Regions from separate parts of the Homo sapiens genome. Here region 2 is linked to region 1. A link is a contact called in ENCODE Hi-C or POLR2A ChIA-PET data. All regions are on one chromosome and are shown on one strand. Each heading gives the region's core, a stretch centred on a gene start or an enhancer-like site at or near the end of the contact. The rest is flanking DNA. Distances are from core to core; before and after follow the strand shown.

Region 1 (6,563 bases), core at 3,575-6,074:
GTTTTAGTGAGAAGGTAGAAAACCCCCCCCACCGCAATGTCCCAGTTCAAAGGTAGTCAGGCAGAAAAATTCTCTTATGCGGGGGAAGGTCAGCCTTTTTGTTCTGTTCAGGCCTTCAACTGATTGGATGAGGCCCCCCCACATTAGGGAGGGCGATCTGCTTTACTCAGTCTACTGATTTAAATGTTAATCTCATGCAAAGACACCCTCACAGACACACCCAAAATAATATTTGGCCAAAGTCTGGATATGCTGTAGCCCAGTCAAATAGACACATACAATTAATCATAACAGGGACTGAACTGATACATACACCTGTGAGAGCCCTGATAGATTTGACAGTCATTTAAAACAAAAAATTAAAGCAGCATGTTAAATTGACTCTCAGTGGCATTTTATGTATTTGATATGAGTAGGGAGGGATGCTGCTGGGTTAAGGCCTGCGGACTGCCTCTTGTTCTGAGATTTCCCAGGCCTTCCCTCTGCAGGACTGTAGGGTGGCTAGTGAGTTTAGCTTAATGCAGCTAATGTGCCTACTGAGAACCAGCATCATCCAAGTGCTCAGTGCCTTCTGGGTTTTCTCTCTGGAAGTCACTGATGGCTACCCTTCAGGTTTCATGTGGTCTCAGAGAAACCATGTCCCTTATTTGTCTGATGCAGGCACCTTTGGACCATCTATTGAGCAGCGTGGACTGTGCTGGGATTGTACAGACCTCTCCTTGCTCACAGGCTGCACAGCCTTTGTGCACCTTGGGGCGTGTGGCCCTGCTGAGCATTGTGGCCAGTCTCTGCTCTCTCCTCCCAAGCACACTAGGAGCGCATCACTTTCTCCTCTCCCAAGGCTTCCATGCGCAGATTTCTACTTCTGCTCTGGTTTTCCTCTGTGTGTTGCTTCTCACTCCTAGGTGCTTCATTTTCTAGTTATTCTTGATAGGAGTGACTTGCAGTCTACCTGCACCAAACTGAGAAGCTGGGCAGGGCATGATAGTGGTCCCAGTGCCCAGGCAGAGCTGGCACCCTGCTGCAGTGTTGTGTTTCTCTGTGTGTTCACTGGTGAGACCTGGACTGTTCCCAATTACAAGTGCTGAAAGCTTTTGTAATTTATATCATAGTTCTGCTTTGTGAATCCATGCCATCCCATTTTTTTCTGTGTGTTTACCTGTTACTGTCTCCATTCCTGGAGGAGCTGGAGTTGGCACAGGCTTTCCAGATCAATAACTTGAGGATGCTCATTATGACATTAACTTGAGTGATGTACATGTCTTAAATTGTAGGCAGTAGCTTTAATAATAGGTTTTTTTTTTAAAAAAAGGAGGAAAATTGGAAAATACAGGTAAACAAAATTCAATAAGTTTTATGTGTATAATGGAGTCACACTATGTGACCTCTTTTGTCTCCTGCTTCTTCCCAGTACTGTATCTTGGCCTTCTTTCTGGTCAGTAAGCACACTCCTTGACCATCTATGTAGTGGCTGCTTGGCAACCTATTGTGTGGAATTGGACATACTTTATTTAACCAGGTGCCATGGTGGGACAGAGTGGTTTTGAGATTTTTTTTTTTCCTTGAAACAGGGTCTCACTCTATTGCCCAGGCTAGAGTACGGTGGTATGATCACAGCTCACTGCAGCCTCTACCTCCTGGGCTCAAACGATTCTCCCACATCAGCCTCCTGAGTAGCTGAGACTGCAGGTGCACACCAACATGCCTGACTAATTTTTGTATTTTTTGTAGAGATGGGGTTTCATCATGGTGCCCAGGCTGGTCTCCAACTCCTGGGCTCAAGCAATCTGCCCAACTCGGCCTCTAGAGTGTTGGGATTATAGGCGTGAGCCCTGTGCCTGGCTATTTCCAGATTTTTTGAAGGCTGTTTTCCAATTAGCCAATAGATAATCACTGTGAGCCCTGTTGGATTTTTGCAGTAGTTTCTAGAGGTGGGATTCCCAGGTCATCGAGGATCTGTGTGTAATTGCCTATGGTCCTCCAAAAAGATCCTACGGTCTGTCCTCTGCCAGAATCTTTGGGTCTGCTCACCTTGCAGTGCCCAGTCTACTCTGGGTCTTATTACTAACCTGACTGAATTAGTTAAAGTGGTATCTCATTATTTTTTACCAGGCATTTCTTTGATTCTAGGAGCAGGATTTTCCTGATGTTAACTGGCAAGGCCAGAGCTTCTGAGTGCGGTCTCAGAAGTCATAAACTGTCTCTTTCCCCGCCAGCATGTCTGTACTTCATCTGCAAAGCTTTGGAGAAGGATTGCCGGTACAGCAAAGGGCTGGTCCTCAAGGAGAAGATTTTTGAGGAGCAGCCTTGTCTCCGGAAGGACTCTCTCAGAATGTTCCTCAAATGGTAAGTCCTGCCTCTTCCCATGCCATGTGTGCACGCTTACTGTGTGGCTGGTGAAGGTCAGGAGCACACCACATTCTCCCCTCAGGTCCCATGGATGGAGCCCCTGTGCTCTGGGGCTTCATGCCCTGCCGCAGCCCCTGATCTAGTGAACTGACCTTGGACTGCCTTGTTGATCACCCACCTCTACCTAATCTTGGCAAGGCCTCCTCAGGCTGCCTGCTGCCCGCCTCTCCTGCTGTCCTGCCAGCTTTCAGTGTTCGCTAGCTGTCCTCTGGATGCTTGGGGCAGCCTGCTGCCCAGCTTGCCTCCTGCCTTTCCCCTTCCCAGGGTTTTGTTCTCAGTGCTGCCCGAGTTCAGTGTCCCAAACATGCCTCTGATCATGTGCCACCCCTGCCTTGCCTCCAGGACATAGCCCATGCTCAGTTGCATTACCAAAGAGGTTCTTTGCAGCCTGACCCCATAGTTCTCCCACGTCACCTCCTGCTTTTCCCTCCCAGGCTCCTTTTGTTAAGACTGCCCCAAGTCCCTTGCAGTTTCCAGGCGTGGTACCATTGTGTGGCATCCTGTCTTCTCAACCTGGCTCCCACTATGCTCTAAACTCTCATGCCATCTTCCCACCTCTCCACCTGTCCCGCCATTGCCCCTCCTTTGCCAGGTGTCTTCCCACAGACACACTTCTGAGGTGACCCAAGAATACCTGCCCCTCCTGCCCAGACTGTCCTGATGCCTGCCAGCAGGGCCACACCTCAGAGCTGCTCACTTACAAACTTATCTGTTTCTCAGGTCACCTCTCTGTTGCTTTCTGAGCTCTAGCTGCCCTTCCCCACAGCCCTCCAGCCCAGCCAACTCCTTTTGCCCTCTGGTCTTCCTTGGCCCTGGAACACACCTGTAGGGGTTGATTAGTAGTGATTTATCTTGGCGTCTATCCCCTGTGAGCCTGTCCCTCTCCTGAAGGAACTACCTGTTGGCAGAGATAGGAACTGAGGGAACATCTGTCATGAGGGAGCTAACCTTGAGGGAGACAGATAAGAAGCACATGAAACAGATAAATTCATGAGTAGCTCTGAGGTGTAACCCTGCTGGGAAGCACCAGGACAGTCTGGGCAGGAGGGCAGGTGAGGTTAGGTCGCCTCAGAAGTGTGTCTGTGAGAGGACACGTAGGGCCTCCAAGCCCCTGCCCTTTCTGTATTTTTGGGTCGTGATACACTTTGGTGAGCTTCACTTTTCCGATGACTTTTTGTTGGCATGGGCAGTATAGGATAGTTACATTCTTTTAAGATTTTCTAATAATAATTGAGAGAAAGATTTTATTTTTCTGTGGCTTTTCAGATATTATTGTGATAGTGTTAATACATATGAAAACTCTTTCTCTGCCCAGTTTTGAATTGTCAAAGGAACAAAGAATATTAGTCATTTCTAGTGTATGTGGGTATTAAGAAGGCTATTTACTGCCCTACCCAGGCCAGACTGAAGTGGTTATTTTATTTATAGGAAGAAAAATACACATTAAAAGGTATTAACCTAAATGCATTTTTGTGTGTAAAATTTCAGCCTCAGTTTTAGTTTGTAACATGATAATTTCTCCCTGTCTCACATGCTTTTAGTGACATGTCGATTCACGATGTTTCGGTGAGTGCAGCTGAGACACAGGCGATTGTAGATGAGGCCTTGGGGCTGCGAAAAAAGAGGCAAGCGCTGATTGTGCGGGAGAAGGAGCCGGACCTGAAACTTGTGCAGCCCATTCCTTTCTTCACGTAGGTTGTCTAGCGTCTCTGGGAGTGCTGGGTCGGCCAGTAGGCCCTGTTGTGGGATGCTGCCCTGCACAGGAGGGAGAGACCTTGAGGCTTGATCCTGGGTTGGTGGTATGAATGGGGGCTGGGTGCACAGTGGCCAAATGGTTGGAGGTGCATGCTTACTTGATTACTAAGAAGCAGGTCAGCTCTCTCTCAAGTACCTCCAGTCTCAGTCCCTTTTTGCTGTTGCTGTTCTTGACCCCAGCCACCTGCCACATTCCTGTAAGGCCCTTCTCAGCCTGCCCTATCTAGAGGGCGAATGGAAACTAACATTTGCCAAGCACTTGCCAGGAGGAAACTGATGTTCAGAGTACTTAAATGGGGAGCCCAGAGACAGTCCCGGGTCTGGGCTTCTCCGCTCTCAAGTCCATGTTTTCTCTCTAGGGCCACGTGGGGAGCCCTGCGAGATGGGCCTCAATATAGTCCTTGCCAGCCCCATGATGTGAGAGTCTCTCTCTCTCCAGGAAGGGCAAATTGGTATCGGCGGTTCCCTGGAGTTGGGATAGTTTAGTCCCTTAGCGAGCTCTGGAATTCAATTTCTGTATTTAAAATTCTGACATTGAATCTTTAAGTTTAGCATGACTTAGCAGTAGCATTCCATTTCTACTCCCCACCCCCTACCTCCACCCCTGTCTGCCTACTCTGAGGGAGCTCTGGCCTGGATCAGACTGACCTGACCTGGGTCCAATCCTGGCACTCCTAATGCTGTGAATTGGATGACTCTGGGGACATTAGGAGCCACTCCCTAGCAACGGGGAGAGCAACATCTCTCTCATAGGGTTGTCATGATAATGACAAAACATGTAGGGCTAGCACAGAGGCAGCACATAGCACCCACTCAGGAAGGGCTGGCTCTGATCCGTATTATTATGACTGGCTGTGAGTTTCAGCATGTAGAATTTCCCAGAAATATTTCCATACCCGAGCACCGAGATGGCCAGGAAGAAAGGGCTGTTCTTCAGGCTGCTCTAGGACTCCTGTCTGGTGCCCTTTCTTGTATTTTGTCAGCTGGATTAGAGTCCTTCTCCCATCTGAGTGTGTGCTCCCCAACTACAGAGGGTTGGGGTTTTGGAAGGGCCCTGGGGTGCCTCCCTGTTACAGTGAAGGAGGAAAAGGCCTGAGAACACTAGAAGGGATTGTGGTGATGTGACTGGAGAACAGAGGGCTGGGAACTGGTGCCGTGGCCACCCTCCATGGTGTAGGGGGAGGGCTAAGTAGAAGCAGGAGGGAGAAGTAGAAGCAAGAGGGAGTTAGGCTCAGTAGTTAAATTTGGGATTTGGTCATTAAAGGAAGAGTGTAGATTCCCTCTCTGGTAGCAGAGGACATGATGCTTTTATAGTAATCTCCATCTATTCCGGGGGTCAGCAAAACTTTTCCTTTAAAGAGCCAGAGAGTAAACATACTAGCCTTTGTGGGCCATGTACAATTTATGTTGTATATTTTCTTCTTTTTCTTTCTTTTTTTTTTTAAACAATGCTTTAAAAATGTGTAAACTAGCTGGGCATGGTGGCTAACGCCTATAATCCCAGTACTTTGGGAGGCTGAGGCAGGAGGATCACTTGAGTCAAGAGTTCAAGACCAGCCTGGGCAGCATAGTGAGACCTCATATCTACAAAAAATAAACAAAATTAGCCAGATATGGTGGCACACACCTGTAGTTCCAGCTACTTGGGAGGCTGAGGGGGAGGATTGCTTGAGCCGGGGAAGTCAAGGCTACAGTGAGCTGTGATGGCACCACTGCATTCCAGCCTGGGTGACAGAGCAAGACCCCCATCTCAAAAAAAAAAAAAAAATTAAAAAATAAAATTTGCTGCAGGGCACAGTTTACCACCCCTGGTTTCCTCAGTGCCTAGTAGGCATGAGCAAGAGCAAGGCACGAGTAAGGGAAATGGTGTATTTAAGGCATTTGACACAACCCAGCCAGTAAGCAAATTCTTCCTGTCTAAATGTAACACTAACTGAAGGCAGGAAAAAGATAGAAGAAATTCCTTCTAGCCCTGGGAGCCTCCATCATTTAGATTCTGGAATTTGAAGCACTGTCCTTTTTTTTCTTTTTTCTTTTTTCTTTTTTTTTTTTTTTTTGAGACAGAGTCTCACTCTGTCGCCCAGGCTGAAGTGCAGTGGCACAATCTCGGCTCACTGCAAGCTCTGCCTCCTGGGTTCACGCCATTCTTCTGCCTCAGACTCCCAAGTAGCTGAGACTACAGGTGCCCACCACCACGCCCGGCTAATTTTTTTATTTTTAGTAGAGATGGGGTTTCACCGTGTTAGCCAGGATGGTCTCGATCTCCTGACCTTGTGATCTGCCCGCCTCGGCCTCCCAAAGTACTGGGATTACAGGCGTGAGCCACCGCACCCAGCCAGCACTGTCCTTTTTTTCTTGAGACAGGGTCTCACTCTGTTGCCCAGGCTGGAGTGCAGTGG
Region 2 (7,522 bases), core at 1,244-3,743, 68 kb after region 1:
TGAATTCTTGACCCTCTGCCTGCTTTCCATAAAAATTGTGCTCTGTGTGTCTTTGTGTCCAAGCTCTCAGTGCCTGATGTGAACCGCTGAGAGGCCTGCATCATCATCTGATTCCTCTGTCTCCCCCGTGCCTAGCACAGGGCTGATCCCAGCATTATGGCTTACCCTGTTTGGTGAGCCACATTTTGAACACATTAGAAACCTGGCACATTTTTTAATAAAGTGATGGTATCCCCTGTAAGATGGGTGCCAGCCCTAAGCTGTGGGACGCAGGCAACTTCTTGAGCTCACATGAGAAGACAGTGTAGTGTGGAAGGAGCTAGGACCTCCTGGCATTCAGTCATTAGGGCCACCTCAAAGGGTAGGGGGAGGGGGCAGCCCATGGTAGGCTCTGGGCCTGGGGGAGGGGAGATGCTCTTATGGCTTTTCTTTGCCAACACCACTGGGGGCAGCGATGCAGGGGAGGGAGAAGGGCAATGGCTCCAGGAGAAGGAGTGATGGTGGAGAGGCAAGGACACTGAGGGAGAGCAGTGGGGTGGGCTGCAGGGGAGCAGGGAGGGAAGGTCAGACTAATAGCAGGTGGCTGAGGGGAACATAGGGAGTGAATGCTCAGATTCTTTCCTCAACGAGAATAGTGATGGTGGGCAACCTGGCCACACACCTGATGTCTGCAGATAGGCTTCGACTTAGCATGCGGAGAACTGGGGGCCTTGGTTGTTGCTGACTCGGCCCTGCCCCAGCAGGCCCCAGCTATCTCCAGGCTGCTACTACAGTAGGGAGAGGGCTCAGCCATCGCATACCACCTCAGAGCTGGTGCTGCTGGCTGCTTCTCTGGCCTCCTCCAGGCAGGCTGTGCAGGGCGTGCCGTGCTCCTGAGTGCCTAAGGAGCCACAGACCACAGGACCCCTTGCCTTTATCCCTTGCTCCCCAGCCCTTTCCATCTGTCCCACCCTCCCGGGCCAGATAGCTTTCTTCTTCTGTAGCCAAGGAGCCTGCACCTCAGGGTCTAGCCCAAGGTCATCCAGGCCACTGTCATCATCCTGGGGCCAGCCGTGCAGCACCACCACCCAGCCTGGGCTATCCTGATGTGAACTGCTGCCCCATGGCCCCTGGTGGAGCAAGGCTGGGTGTTCAGGAGCTGGGCTCATGTCACATGAGGGCCCATGTGGGAGCACTTGGCTCACATATAGCAGCGGCAACCCTGGAGAGGGAGTTGGGGCAGGCAGTGGGCTGAGCACTGAGCAGGGGAGCAGGTATGATACTTCGTGAACCCTGGCTGTGTTTTATGCGATGCTGGTGGTGGCAACACCTGCCCTTTGTGGGCTGCTTCCCCATACCCCAGCCCCAGAGGTGGGACAGCCTGTGCCACCGTTCAGAGGGGAAGACCCAGAGCCCAGCCCATAACTTCCCCTCTCTGTAGCCTCTGGGTCCCTCACTGCATGCCAGCTGGGACAGCCTGTTTCATGGAGCGGGAGACCTCGGTTGGGGCAGAGCCAGCACTGGGCCCTGTGCCTCCTGCTGCTGGGTCCAGCATCCACTCAGCAAGGGCATTGATCCAGCCGTGCTGATCACTTCACCAAGGCGCCTCCGTTACTGGTGGTAGACCACTGCATGGACAGGGCCTAAAACCAGGGTGACTTTCTTTCCCTTCTTCTCAACTGTAGGAAAAAACGAGGAGTCATTGGAGAGTACAGAAGGCTTCCGGGCTGCAGAGCAAGGTGTCCAGAAGCCTGCTGCAGAAACCCCAGCCTCTGCTTGCATCCCTGGCAAGCCCTCAGCATCCACACCCACCCTGTGGGATGGGAAGAAGAGAGGGGACCTCCCAGGGGAGCCAGTGGCCTTCCCCCAGGGGCTGCCGGCTGGTGCTGAGGAGCAGCGGCAGTTTCTCACAGAGCAGTGCATCGCCTCCTTCCGCCTGTGCCTGAGCCGCTTCCCCCAGCACTATAAGAGTCTCTACCGTCTGGCCTTCCTCTACACCTACAGCAAGACCCACCGGGTGAGTGGCTGCCGGGCCAAGGGGGCTTGGATCTTCCCAGGGCAGCTGGGCATCTTTGAAGGTTGGTGGGCAGAGCTAAGACAGATTGGAGCTTCACGGTAGCAGCACATGGGAGGGATGGGCGAGGAGAGCTGCAGGAGGCAGGGCCAGCCCCAGGAGTGGGCCAGCTTGCCAGGGAACCTGGTGGTGAGGGCCCAGGGTCACAGCCAGGAATGGAGGGAGGAGTGTAGGGGGTCTCACAGTCTCAGGGATAGGCTATGGGGTGAGGGATAAGGGTCCATAGGCTCAACTACTCTTTCCTGTGAGGGCTGTGCAGCAACTCAAACTCTGATGTCGTGCTCCCTCACCCCTGCCATTCACCCATCGTCTCAGTGACAGCAAGCCCGTCTTCCAGGTGCCCTAGGGGCCCTGCTTACTCTCTGTTCTGGCCTTGCTTGCCCTAGGCCCCATCTCTCCAGCTGCATATTGCAGGGGCCTCCTCACCATACCCTGCCCCTGGGCTCTTGTCGCTGGTGCAGCTGCCAAAACCATCTTCACAGCCTCTGCTTCATGGGGGTTGGGTGCTGACAGCCTCCTCCAGCTCTTTTTGGAAAGCGGATGATGTAGCGATCCTTAACAGCTGTGCCCCAGGCTTAAGTGCTTCCAGGGGCTTCCCAGCCAGACCTCTTCTGCTGGCGTTTAGATTTGGGGAGGTAATGTGGCCTGGGCAGGACGTAAATAATAGGGGTGACTTTATTTTCCTTTAGTCTCTCACCCAGGAGGTGTTGGGGAGTGTCCTGGTCGTTGTCCTGCACCATGTAGCTACATTCTAAGGGGGAGGCAGACTTAAAAACATACAGATGGCCAGGCGTGGTGGCTCACGCCTGTAATCCCAGCACTTTGGGAGGCTGAGGCAGGGGGATCACCTGAGGTCAGGAGTTGAAGACCAACCTGGTGAATCCCCGTCTCTACTAAAAATACAAAAGTTAGCCAGGCATGCTGGCATATGCCTGTAGTCCCAGCTACTCGGGAGGCTGAGTCATGAGAATTGCTCGAACCCGGGAGGCAGAGGTTGCAGTGAGCCAAGATTGGGCCACTGCACTTCAGCCTGGGCAACAGAGCGAGACTCATCTGAAAAACAAAAATAATAAATAAAAAATAAAAACATGCAGATGAGTAAAGCAAGTCTCATTTGAACAATACCACAGAGAAAATAACGGGGGGCATAGAGGGGTGAGGGTGCTGTTGTGCCTCTGCAAAGACACCTTTTGTGCTGAGACCTGTATTGTAGGGGACAGCATTGGTCTGGAAGGAAGGGAGAGCACCCAGACAGAGCAAGCAGCCCAGGAAGGTGGCCATTCTGGGCTGGCATTGGTGTAGGCGAGGGCCAGAGAGGGCCAGGTATGCTGGGCAAGCAGGGGTGACCTTTAGGGCCTAGCTGTGAGGACTCAGTCAGGTCCTCCTCCTAGAGGTCTCCTGCTGGCTCCCCCCAGCATCCTCAGTGGAATGTTTGAAGAACCAGAATGGACAGTTGGCCAAGAGATGGGCCCTGGCTTGGCACTGGCTATGTGCAGGAAGTGGCACTTCACAGAATTCTGTTTGGGGGACTAGATACAGGGGTCCAAGAAGGTAAGTGCTGTGTCCCCACAGTGACCGGTATGCTCATGTGACTTGGTTGATTTCCTCAGGGCACAGCAGGTGACACAGGTCTGGGAGGGAGGGAGTCTCATCATCTGGGGCTTTGGTCTGTAGTTCAAGGTGCAGTGCATGCTAGCAAACGATGGCCAGCTCCGGCTTCCCTGGCTGTTGGTGCCACACTGGAGCCTGGCTTGCTCACTGCTCAGCCTCCACTTGGCAGTGGACCTTACCTCTGTATCCCAGGCCTTCTGCACCCAGGTGGACCTGGGTCTTAATAAACCCCAACCAGCATGTCCTCACTGCTGAAGCCGTCTTTGGGCCTGAGGGGCAATGGCTGATATGAACTCTGTTGGGCTCACCATTGCTTTGGGAACTTTCCCCTTTCCCTCTTTTGGGAGCAGCAGAGCCCACTGCAAGAGCCCACACACACATCAGTGGAACGGACACTAGTAACCATTGTCCTGTCCTCCCCCACCTCTGGTGTCCTTCTGTTCAAGTGCCTCCTCAGGCAGCCATGCAGCCCCCTCCAGCTGTGGTCAGCTCTGACCAGGATCTGGTGTTCCCTAGTAGTGAGCTCAGACCCTTCCTCATCCTGTTACAGGGTACCTTCTCAAGAGGCAGATGTCGAGATGGAATTTCGGGTACAAAATATGTATTAGGAATTGGCACCTGTGCAAGGGAAGTGGGGAAGGACAGCAGGTTTGGGTGGGAGGAGAGTTGAGTAGCGATACGGGCCCCACCCACCCACCCTCCACTTCCCTGCTAAATGGCTTTATGTTGAATTTGAAGGAGCCAGTGCATATAAAGTGCTTAGCTCAGCACTAGACACAAAATGCTGTTATTACAGCCTGCCCCTTCTCTTGATGATTTTTTTAGAAGTAGAAAACAGTATTTATGTCAAAATTAAAAGTTGGAGGGAGGTAACCACAATTCTGCCACCCTAAAACTAGCTCTCTTGGGTCTAGTACAGGTTGAATATCCTTTATACAAAATGCTTGGGACCAGAAGAGTTTTGGATTTTGGCTTTTTTCAGATCTTAGAATATTTGCATTATACTTCTGGCTGAGCCATCGCTAAGCCAAAAATCTGAAATCCAAAATGCTCCAATGAGGCTGGGCACGGTGGTTCACGCCTGTAATCCTAGCACTTTGGGAGGCTGAGGCGGGTGAATCACCTGAGGTCAGGAGTTCAAGACCACCTTGGCCAACATGGCGAAATCTTGTCTATACTAAAAATACAAAAATTATCCAGGCGTGATGGTGCACACCTGTAATCCCAGTTAATCAGGAGGTTGAGGCAGGAGAATCGCTTGAACTGGGGAGGCGGAGGTTGCAGTGAGCCGAGATCACGTCATTTCACTCCAGCCTGGGCGAAAGACCAAAACTCCCTCTAAAAAAAAACAAAAACAAAAAACCAAAATGCTCCAATGAGCATTTCGTTTAAGCACCAAAGTTTCAGATTTTGGAACAATTTGGATTTTAGATATTCAGACTTAGGATGCCCTACCTGTATTTCTTCTCAACTCCAATACACATGCCCTGTTGATTGTGTGCTTTCGAGACACCAGGTACACCAGGTCCCAGAGGTGGGATCATACCCCTTCTACTTTGCATCTGGGAACCTGTTCTGAGGGTCACACAGAGCTGAGTGACAGAGCCAGACATCAGCCCCAGGCAATCTCATGCTGGCCCAGTTGCTGCACCATTCCCCACACCCTGTCCACACTCATAGTTTGCCATTTTGCTCTTACCATGAATGCCCCCTCGCCAGGTCATTTTGGTCATCTGTGATGGTCCAGGGTAGGCGGGCCAGTTGACCCAGCCATCCCCACCCAGTAGCAGGGATGGAGGCTGCCTTGGGCTGTCTGCACCATTGATGTCAGTATCCCCAGACAACCCCCAGTAGCCATTAGCCTCAGTTTCTGCCAGCTTTTCTGTTCGTTGCATTCCCAGGCTGAGTTCCTTGGTTCTCAGAAATGGAATGCTATCTTGAATCTTAGACCCCTTAAGCAGCAGACACTCCCTACCCACAGCCACACTGCCTACCCACAGATCTGCTTCCAGGAGGCAGCTCTGCAGGTGCCAAGTGTGCCTCAGGTAGCCTCGGGCCACTGAGCTCATTCTAGACCTTGCATATGCTGGGTCTAGGGTGGTTCCCATTGGCTTCTGTGTTTGCTTCACCCAGAAACCTTTGCTGAGCACCAGTTACCACCACCAAATTGAATGCAGGTTGTTAACACCTAGCTCCCCTGAGAGCCTGAGTTAAGACCTTCCTGCTGCTCTGGGGCATGCCATCCTGGGGGCTGCATGTGGCTCTGCCCAGACCTGGGGTGTCAGCTCTGCTGGCAGCAGCTTGTTCACAGATCTGGGGGACACAACTCCATGTTGTCACTGACTAATGTGGAACCATTAACTGGGAAGTAGTTACCACTTTCCAAACACAGCTGTTTGTTAACAAACACTTCCCGCTGTGTATATTTGACAGCAGCACATTTCTTCATAAAATCCTGCCTGTGGGCTTGGCAGTGCCTTTTTCTTGTTGCCATCTCACAGCTCACTGGTGGACTGGAGCATCCGATGTCTGCCTCTTCAAAGGGGCCCACAAGCAGAGCCTGCCTGGAGCTGTGTGGTTGACTCCTGAACCCTCAGGTCTTTCACAGACACCTCCAGGTGAGGCTCTGCCTGCCCAGGCCTTGGAAAGAAACCGCCTTCAGGGCACAGTGTGCCACTTGCTTAGTTGCTGACAGCAGGGCTTTTGGGGGAGGAGGAGAGAATGTGGGCTCTGAAGCTGGCCTCACCTGGGTTCAGATCCTCGCTCCGCATGGGAACTCTTGGAGGTCCAGGGCTCTTCTTTCCTCGATGAGAATGATAGTGATATGAAAGCAGAATTATTGTGTTAATGAGGTGAGGGATGCAGTGCTGGGGCAATGTCCAACATACCCTGCACTGCCCTCAGCCAACAATCCTTCTCACCCATATAGTGAGACCCATTTCTTCAGTGTCAGCATCTCCCATGGCTCCTTACTCCTCTGCCAGGCCCTCTGAGGGCTCCCTGCCTGGGGCATAGTGGCCAAGGGCTAGGTCTGTCCTGAGAGACCTTTGTTGCCTGCCTGAGGCTGCCCTCCCTCCCAAGGTTGGCACTGCTGCACACAGGCTGCCCCTGGACCCCCCAAGGCAGTCCACCTGTTGCCCTGCACACTGTGCACACCTTAGATGGGGATGATCATTTATGCTGATAGCCATAAGGGCCCTAATTCTAGCTACCGTATCACTTACTCTCTGGATCACAATCTTCACCAAGATTTTGAGGCCTGAGTCTACACTCATAGAAACCTGGCTCTTTGAGCCCATATAGGCACCCCAGGAGAGAGAGCACATGGCATCAGACACCTCTTGTCATGAAGGTTCTGGCCTTTACTGATGGGTGTCCAGGAAAAAGGCCAAGGCATAGACACCCCTGCCCTGCTCTCCCAGTTGCCTCCTGCTCAGCTGGGAGCTGAGCCCCTTCACCTCCTGCTACTTCTGCTGCAAGGGGTTCAAGGCAGAGGGGGTTGGTTATAAGATGTTCCCTGGAGCCAATAATCTTGAATGAAAACAAAGCTGGAGGACTCATACTTCCCAGTTTCAAAACATACTACAAATCTATAATATACTAATCAAAACAGTATGGAATATTAGCCTTAAAAAGGGGGGAAATTCGGTCACATCAGACAGCATGGGAAACCTAGAGGACATAATGCTAAGTGAAATAGCCAGTCACAAAAGACAAATACTGGATGATTCCACTCAGATGAGGTATGAGGAGTAGCAGCCTGGCAGCGCTAGCCCAATCAGACCCCATTTCTTTGGCCCGGTACCTATATGGGATGAGCCCAGGCCCAGGGTTTGGTTAGAGACAGACTCCTGCCAG

Evidence for each region. Hi-C counts contacts between places; a loop is a spot of excess contacts on that map. ChIA-PET counts read pairs that join two places held with the same protein, here RNA polymerase II (POLR2A). Pooled maps may share reads with other maps.
Region 2: a map of colonic mucosa shows a loop between it and region 1 (2.0-fold over the local background). The contact joins two enhancer-like sites. A Hi-C loop is called at or near these places in 2 of 168 maps with a recorded cell type or tissue (DLD1 and colonic mucosa) and 2 of 50 pooled maps. POLR2A ChIA-PET finds 5 or more read pairs at or near these places in 2 of 52 experiments (PC-9 and SK-N-SH).

What each region holds. Positions count from the first base shown.
Region 1 is chr22:24,046,875-24,053,437 of GRCh38, forward strand. It overlaps CABIN1 (calcineurin binding protein 1), which reads left to right. Exons shown (of 37, transcript NM_012295.4): 7 at 2,217-2,346; 8 at 3,951-4,100. Among named protein-coding and RNA genes, the nearest start is that of CABIN1, 39 kb to the left of the region's middle. Within about 2 kb of position 4,825, at least 2 of the 41 ENCODE cell types and tissues checked have a DNase peak (open chromatin) inside an H3K27ac peak, as active enhancers do.
Region 2 is chr22:24,117,703-24,125,224 of GRCh38, forward strand. CABIN1 (calcineurin binding protein 1) reads left to right here. Exons shown (of 37, transcript NM_012295.4): 28 at 1,665-1,996. Among named protein-coding and RNA genes, the nearest start is that of SUSD2, 60 kb to the right of the region's middle. Within about 2 kb of position 2,494, at least 2 of the 41 ENCODE cell types and tissues checked have a DNase peak (open chromatin) inside an H3K27ac peak, as active enhancers do.